Regions from separate parts of the Homo sapiens genome. Here region 1 is linked to region 2. A link is an interaction called in ENCODE POLR2A ChIA-PET data of the cell type or tissue named here. Cell type or tissue: MCF 10A. All regions are shown on one strand. Links, peaks and the distances in the headings refer to the core of each region. The heading gives the core; the rest is flanking DNA.

Region 1 (4,403 bases), core at 75-4,074, 280 kb before region 2:
AAGGAAAATGGCCTTGTAAAAATAAAGTCAATATTTCCATTTTTATTTTATCTTATTATTATTATTATTATTGAGACAGAATCTCTCTCTGTCACCCAGGCTGCAGTGCAGTAGCATGATCTCCAGCTGGCTGCAACCTTCACCCCCAAGGTTCAAGTGATTCTCGTGCCTCAGCCTCCCAAGTAGCTGGGATTACAAGTGCATGCCACCACACCTGGCTAATTTTTTGTATTTCTAGTAAAGAACAGGTTTCACCATGTTGGCTAGGCTGGTCTCAAACTCCTGGCCTCAAGTGATCTGTCTGCCTCGGCCTCCCAAAGTGCTGGGATTACAGGTGTGAGCCACTGCACCTGGCCAAATATTTCAATTTTTAAATGGCATATTAGTTCACCTCTATCCCAAAAGAAAGGTTATAATCTTGTTTAAATTATAGAAGTATTTTATCTCAACCACATAAAATATTAGAATATTCTGACACAAATTACTGAACACAATAAAATGTACTAAAGCTACAGTATCAATGTTACTATTTATCAGTAATCCACTGGGTTTCTTACATCGTAAAGGCCTAGGGAAGAAATCAGAAGTTTCATGGGAAGTCACAGATGGCGTCAGATCATCCGCAGAAGACTGAGTTTCCTCGTCATCACCTGACAACAGGTCTTTTGCTATTTCCTCCTGGAAGAATAAGAAGGCAGTGCTACAGTTAGAAATGATTACATCTCATTAATTAAGAAAACTATCTTTTTATAACATATCATTAAGAAGCAGTTGGAACCTTATGAGAGAAATATGAAATTCTCCTATGATTTACTTCATGTACATAAATATTTAATATTATATATTATATAATATTCAATAATATACTATTAAATGATAATCAGTGCAACCATATACTAAAACAATTGCCTAATTTGTGGGTATGCAGAGAGCTTATCTAAAGCTGTAGGCTAATTTTTAGTGAATTTACAACAAAAACAGTCTGACTTTTAAGTGGTTAACAATTATATTCATTTTCTGTCAATAATAAAACTGAAAAAATGCCTCCAACCTCCACTCTTCCAATAATTTAAAAGTCCGACTAATGAACAGCACTGACTACTGACATAATTTTAAAAGAAACAAGTTTGAATTAATTTTTATGTAAGTATACAGTCATCCTTGTGCCTAGCACAAAGTAGCCACTCAATAAATACTTGTTGAATGACTATGGTCATTAAGGTCTGTGGTACATTAATATCACATTGACTTAAAAGTGGGAACAATATAACTCACAGGAAGAGGTTCCAAGATGTGGATTCCTCTCCCTGCCTGAGATCTGAAAGGCAAGGAAAGGTTCCCAGGGATCTGTTAGCAGAGGCCATGGCCGTGTGAATTTTCCTCAGCAGGGACTAGGCCTCCCCACAACCAGCCTACGTTAGAGATGGATCACCGCGGTCTTGGCTGCTGCGGCCGCTGTCACTCCCAGAGCCAAGAAAACAGAACTTCTCTCCAACCACTCCACGCCTAAGCCAGCTTGGTTTGAAGGCTTCTGGGGGATTTATTAATCAAGGCTTTTATGTGTTTATAGGATCAAAAGAAGTTAAGGCAAAATCTAAGTTTAGATACAATGTGTCTACACAGGAAAGATGAAAACATTATGGGAGAATATTCAGGCATGCAAAGTACCATGAAGCTGCTATTAATACTACTCTTAACATAGGGTGATCAAAGCCAAACAAAGTTTAAATCAGCCACCAAAATAAGCACAATGGGTCAACAAGAAGTTTACATTTAAGAATTATTAAATAATACTTTAAATGGAAGTAAAAGCAGTCAATGGTAACAGACCCTGAATTTTTCTTTCAAATGCTCACACTTACTTTGTCTAGTGTCATGTCTGGTAGTTCATCTGCCAGTTCACTTGGGGAACTATTTGCACTGGAATTTGCAACTGCTGGAATTGTAGGTTCATAGCCATAGAATGCCAGTAAATCTTCTAGAGGCATGGTTCCTTCCTGTTCAAGCCAGGGCATAAACACGGACTCAGCAGATGTCACAATACTGAACTGCAGGTAAACTGTACTGTCCTTAGGTTCAGAAAGCACATTATCAAAACAGCAGAACAAATCAAAGGCAAGTTTCAGTTTTTCTTTTTGTGCTGTTGTCAGAAAACAGGACCAAACACCTGGAGCTATAATTAATGTATAAACAACAGCCTAACAATTAACACCTTAGTTTTTATTTTCTAGAAGCATTTTACTATTTTAAAAATTCCTCAAATATTTGCTTTAGTGCCTTTTTTTTTGCTTTCAAGTTAACATAAAGATTTGCCCTGAAAACATTTCCAATTAATCAATCAATAACTTGTAATTCACAGCTTCTTTCCTTGCATTTAACAGCTGACCACTTGCTTTATTCTTCATGTTAATTAGAAGACACCTGGTAGAAAACCTTTGCTGAATGTTTACTAACATCAGCAATATTTATGTTCAAAGAACAATTATCCTTTTATATTCTTACTACATCTCCTATCTTTATACCAGTTTTTTTAAAACAACTGTCTGAGGAAGATTATACTGTTATCACCATTTCACAGGTGAGAAAACTGTGGCTTAATTCTGGGTTTGAATCCCAGTTCCCCAAGTTATCTCACTGGCTGCACTGCTTTAATAAAATTACATACCCTGGCTACAGTGCTGCCTATGTTATGAATACCTACGCCATGCCTCACAGTGACACCAAGTCACTGTTCCCCTCTAGGAATCCATGTGAAAATAAGTGTTACCATGCACAACGTAACATTCAGTACATGCAGACTGCATATACAGCCAGGATGCACATACAGCTGTGGTAGGAATAATATGCTACACCATATAGCCTAGGTGTGTAGTAGGCTACATTAACTACTTTTGTCTAAGCATACTCTATGATGTTCACACAGCAATGAAACTGCCTAATGACGCCTTTTTCAGAATGTATTCCCTTGTTCAGTGACACATGACTATGTTTTAACTACTAAAGTGTATAGAACTATTTATCATTCAAGGCCAGTCGCAGTGGCTCACTCCTGTAATCCTAGCATTTTGGGAGGCCGAGGCAGGCAGATCACTTGAGGTCAGGAGTTCGAGACCAGCCTGGCCAACATGGTGAAACCCCGTCTCTACTAAAAATACAAAAAAAGAACTATTTATCATTCGAATAAATAACCTCAAAACAATATACTCACGAACTAGTTAATCTGTTAAACATTTTTAAGATTTCTGTATCCATCAATTAAGAGATTTTTAAAATTTGCTTATGGTTTAGTTTTCCCTTTAAAATAAAATAATCCGTAAAGCAAACAACATGAAAACACTAAAGCAGAGTGTGCAAAACATGCCCACAGTTGATCACAAAGTGACCTGAGAAGAGCCAGTGATGATTCCTTAGAGGGCCAGCTGGCTGCCCACAGGGCCCACAGGGGATGCAAAAGTTTGGCCTTCACCTTTGCAGGTATGGAACTTACATAATTTATTGTGTCTAACTAAAACAGATTTATGCTCAATGAACTTACAAACAGGTATATGATAGAACACTAATTTATAAATTTGCAGTAGTAGACATACGCCTTTCTAATGACCATAAATGATCATGAAAATCTTTTTTAGCTTGGGATTTAAATCAACCAAAAGTCCTCTGGGAGCATGGAATCAGCATAAATTGAATTGGATGGTCAGAACAGGGTGAAGTTCACCTACACCATGGGGAAACTTCAATGAATTATTTTTCTTCCAAACCAAAGAATCCATTGAAGCTAACAAGACTCAAATTTAGAGTCTCTCTACAGTCCTATCTTGCTCCTTGCAGAGTCCATGCAGCCCATTCCCTTTGGCTCATATTGGTTCTAATACAAGAGGTGCCTGGGTTGCAGCCTTTGCCAAGCACCTGTCAGTAGTATTTCCGCAGAACCTCACAGTTTCACACTCTCTCCCTGAAATGGGGAGTGGCAATTTTCACCTTTTATGCACTGATGGTCCACCTTCCCATCATTTACTCAGTTCTAAGTGCTTGGCTGAGGGCTACTAGCTACTTGCTACTGGACATACAAATGAAATTTACTGAAGAATCCCTGCTCACAAGGAATTCAGTCTTAGTGGGAGGAACTTAGTGGGAGTAAGTCTCAAAGTCTGTAAGGATGTAAGGATGAGTTAGCCATTATGATACAATGTGATGGCTTCAATATTCAATTGTGACTATAGACAAGGGCAGACCTACACCCCAAGAATACTGGTATGGAGTATGGAGGTATGCACAGAGGGTGAAGACTGAGCTAAGTCTTGAAAGATGACAAGGCTTTTGACAATACACAAATATAGGGCTGCCAAGTTTGATGAGTGTAACAAACAAATAGAGCCCTGAGATACAGAGTAACACTCGGGGCC
Region 2 (4,403 bases), core at 333-4,332:
CTGTCTGCTTCTCTTGCATTCATTTTTTACACAAATGTAATTAAGTCATGGAGGAGTAATAATATCTTTGCAGAGAAGTACATTTGTGGCTGGGCGCGGTGGCTCACCCCTGTAATCTCAGCACTTTGGGAGGCTGAGGTGGGTGGATCACCTGAGGTCAGGAGTTGAAGACCAGCCTGACCAACATGGAGAAACCCTGTCTCTACTACAGATACAAAATTAGCCAGGCGTGGTGGTGCATGCCTGTATTCCCAGCTATTCAAGAGGCTGAGGTGGGAGAATCACTTGAATCTGGGAGGCAGAGGTTGTGGTGAGCTGAGGTCGCGCCATTGCACTCCAGCCTGGGCAACAAGAGCGAAACTGTCTCAAAACAAAACAAAACAAAAACAAAAACCCAAAACATTTATATTAACATCTAAGTTATTTAATTTGTTGGCTCTATTAAAATTTTTTTTTTGAGACAGAGCTTTGCTCTGTCGCCTAGGCTGGATTGCAGTGGCATGATCTTGGCTTATTGTAGCCTACACCTCCTGGGTTCAAGCGATTCTTCTGCCTCATTCTCCTGAGTATTTGGGATTACAGGTGTGGGTCACCATGCCTGACTAATTTTTGTATTTTTATTAATAGTAGAGGTGAGGTTTTGCCATGTTGGCTAGGCTGGTCTCTAACGCCTGACGTTAAGTGATCTGCCCGCCTCAGTCTCCCAAAGTGCTGGGATTACAGGCATGCGCCACCGTGCCCAGCCTGTTCTATTAGTTAACAAGTCAGTTTTTATTACACCATCAGCGTACACTAAGCCATTTATTTCAAAGTTGTCTTTTGTAGTAATCAGAGTTTCACAAATTTTAATTCTTACCAGTCATATACTTTGAACAGAGCATCTTACCTTTTTCTATACTGTTTTTTACTCTTACATGGATTGACTTGTTAATGATATCCACCATACATGATGTACTTCAGTTTGCAGAGTGCTTTGCTGAACATTATCTAATTTGTTCATAATTCCATGAATGTGGTGATTTAGAATTATTCTTAGTCCCTGCTGTACTCATTTTAAATATTGATCTCCTTTATGAGGGAAAGTAAAATGATTGAGGTGCAGAGTAAAGGGTTTGTGCACAGTCACTTTGGGATGAGGGTGATTTATCTGAGTTTTCTGTGTCTTTCCCCATCTTTCTGTAAAGCTGTTTGCCTCATTTGATATCAAACCCATCCGTTAGGCTCCATTAATTCCCAGCTGATTGCTCTATTGTTTTCATTAATGCCTGAAGGGCCTAAATTTGATCCATGCTCTGATCCAATTTAGTTATGGCAGGTGTAGTTTTGAGGCCCAGTCTCCTGAGGTTGGTTCTGACCCTAGTAGGGCTCTCCTTACGTATCTCTTTCTCAGGTTCATTCAGAACTAGCTGGCCTGTGATTCAGCTTATTGCTCTTCATGCAGAGGAGCTACTTATTTTCTTACTACCAGTATCTCCATTGTTTCTGAGAGGGCTGTTAGTGTTTGAATAAAGTTAGTTCCTTTGAGAGACTGCTTCTTACCCTTGGCAAAATCTTTGAGTCATTACTCCACGTGCTAGGTGGAGCAATAGCCTGAATCTTCTAAGTTTTTCCAGTGTGAAACTACTTATTGCTTATTCAGCTTATTGCTCTTCATGGAGAGGAGCCTCTTATTTTCTCACTACCAGTATCTCCATTGTTTCTGAGAGGGCTGTTAGTGTTTGAATAAAGTTATTTCCTTTGAGAGACTGCTTCTTACCCTTGGCAAAATCTTTGAGTCATTACTCCACGCGCTAGGTGGAGCAATAGCCTGAATCTGAGTTTTTCCAGTGTGAAACTACTGCCCTATTAGATAGCTGGAGCAAGAGCAATTAGGGCCTCAGTGTTCTTGGGCTGATGAACCTGGGGTAGAGCCTTCATTCTGTGAGTGGGGGTTGGGTGGAATAAAGGAGCTCCAGAGTTCTCGACTGTAGTTACCAGAAATTTAACTTCTTCAGTTGGAATTGGAGAGGGTGAGAAATGTTGGCAGTCTGCCTCTCCCAGTAAGGTGTACCCCCCTTGTTTAGAAGATGAGAGAGGGGAAGAAACCTGTCTTCTTGATTACAGCTGCCCAGATTGGATGTGGGGAGGGTAGCTGGTTGTAGCTCAAGTGCTGCAGACTCTTGCAATTGAGTTTTAGTCTGAACAAGTATAACTGGGGAAAACGATTAAAAAACAAAACACCGTGGTCGGGCGTGGTGGCTCACACCTGTAATCCCAGCACTTTGGGAGGCACAGGTGGGCAGATCACTTGAGGTCAAGAATTCGAGACCAGCCTAGCTAACATGGCCCAAACCCCGTCTCTACTAAAAATACAAAAATTAGCTAGGTGCGGTGGCATGAGAATCACTTGAACCCGGGAGGTAGAGGTTGCAGGGAGCCGAGATCGTGCCACTGCAGTCCAGCCTGGGTGAAGGAGTGAGACTCTGTCTCAAAAACAAAACAAAACAAAAAACACTAAAAGTCTGAAAATTATTCTAAGGGCACATAGCAAATGAAGAAACATTTATTTAAGAAAATCTGAAAACTTCGTGTTTCTGTACTATTCTTCTGATAACCTGCTTTACTTTCTCCTTATGAACATTTTTTCAAAGCCTTTTCATATATCTGGAACGCTTTTTTTTTTTCATATAAATAAGACTCGAATGGCTCATGACTACAATTTCAGGAATGTGAATTTTGCAATATCGTTATATATTAGGACTCACTAAGGAATGTTGATTTAACTTATATAAATAAAAATAGAATAGTTTTTTACAGGTACATTTACAGACATTCAAGGAGAGTGCAAATTATTAAAATTGTCTATTTTTAAGATGTGCTAAGAATAAATTTTTGAAGCAGATGCTAGAAATGGACTTTTTTGATAGATTATATGCCACTAGTGATTTCTTTAATAGTCTGCAAAGTGGAAAATAGCGGCGTATTCTGATAAAAAGTTGTAATACAATTTTTTTGGTCAAGTTATTTTGTTAGGGGAGCTTTTTGATGGGCCTTCCCTCCAGCATGATCTAGTGTGTAAACATAAAACAACTACTGCCTGGGTGCGGTGGCTCACGCCTATAATCCCAGCACTTTGGGAGGCCGAGGCGGGCGGATCACCTGAGGTCAGGAGTTTGAGACCAGCCTGACCAACATGGAGAAACCCCGTCTCTACTAAAAATACAAAATTATCCCGGTGTGGTGGTGCATACCTTAATCCCAGCTACTTGGGAGGCTGAGGCTGGAGAATCGCTTTAACCGGGAGGGTGGAGGTTGTGGTGAGCCGAGATTGTGCCATTGCACTCCAGCCTGGGCAAGAAGAGTGAAATACTGTCTCAAAACAAACAAACAAAAAACACAAAAAAACACAACTACAAGTGGTCAAAGATCTACCTGTAACTGTCTAGATATTTGCCTCTAAATAATGAGACAATGCGAATGCAAAGAGCCAGTATGATTAAGAATATGACCATTTTCAGAAAAAGCATATTGACTCTCTTGGGTCAGATATGGTGGCTCACACCTATAATCCCAGTACTATGGGAGGCTGAGGCTGGAGAATCTCTTGAGGCCAGGAGTTTGAGAACAGCCTGGGCAACATGGTGAAACCCTGCCTCTCTACAAAAGTAAATTAAATAAATGAAAATTTTCACACAGATTAAGAGTTTATTTAAAAATATCTTTCTCATAAATACTAGTTAATTTCTTTTCACTTATGAAATTTTTTATAGTAATTTATACTTTTGGTTCAGGCAAGCTGTGTTCATTTTGATTTAAAGTAATTCCTATAGGTGTTTTGACTTTTCTAGACTATAAGACCTGTGTAAAAGAAAAAAAAACAAAAAAACCCCACTTTTTTTCCTCTCTACTCTCAACACAGAACACTTCTATAACCACATAATTTGGATTCTCCCCCTCAAAGCAGTTCTCCAGCAGACACTACCTGGGTATCCTATAATTCATTTCAGTTCTGACACTGTCTGCTTGGGATAGGGTCAGATCCCACAGGTTAAATGTTCAGTCCCACAAGACTGCTTTCACTTCAGATGCCAATAGCCAGTCCCAGTCACCAGTACTCCTCACTGGTTACAAACCAGGATTTCTGCAACCACCCCCATTGGGTCTGAACAATTTGTTGGGATGGCTCAAAGAATTCAGGGAAACACATTTGCTGATTTTATTATAAAGGATACAGGTGAATAGATTGATAATGGTGAGGTATTAGGTGAGGGGAGGTGGTGTGGTGTGTGGAGCTTCCATGCCCTGTCTGGGTGTACTACCCTCCCAGCACTTTCATGTGTTCAGCAATTGGTCTATGGGTGGTGGGGCTGAAAGTTCATACCCTCTAATCACTTGATTTTTCCTGTTACTGGCCCTGTGCTGAG

What was found. ChIA-PET counts read pairs that join two places held together with the same protein. Peaks named below come from ENCODE experiments on the same cell type or tissue, not always from the same donor. Only the 100,000 strongest peaks of a DNase experiment are listed, where the experiment ranks them.
Region 1: POLR2A ChIA-PET joins it to region 2 with 5 read pairs; 3 of 35 experiments call an interaction of 5 or more read pairs at or near these places.

What each region holds. Positions count from the first base shown.
Region 1 is chr5:56,937,021-56,941,423 of GRCh38, forward strand. It overlaps MIER3 (MIER family member 3), which reads right to left. Exons shown (of 13, transcript NM_001297599.2): 4 at 1,863-1,997; 5 at 558-678. Among named protein-coding and RNA genes, the nearest start is that of MIER3, 13 kb to the right of the region's middle. In MCF 10A, for the core only: no CTCF peak of the experiment used is centred there; no DNase peak of the experiment used is centred there.
Region 2 is chr5:57,214,217-57,218,619 of GRCh38, forward strand. The region is part of intron 3 of GPBP1 (GC-rich promoter binding protein 1); the gene reads left to right. Among named protein-coding and RNA genes, the nearest start is that of GPBP1, 42 kb to the left of the region's middle. In MCF 10A, for the core only: no CTCF peak of the experiment used is centred there; a DNase peak (open chromatin) is centred at 2,705.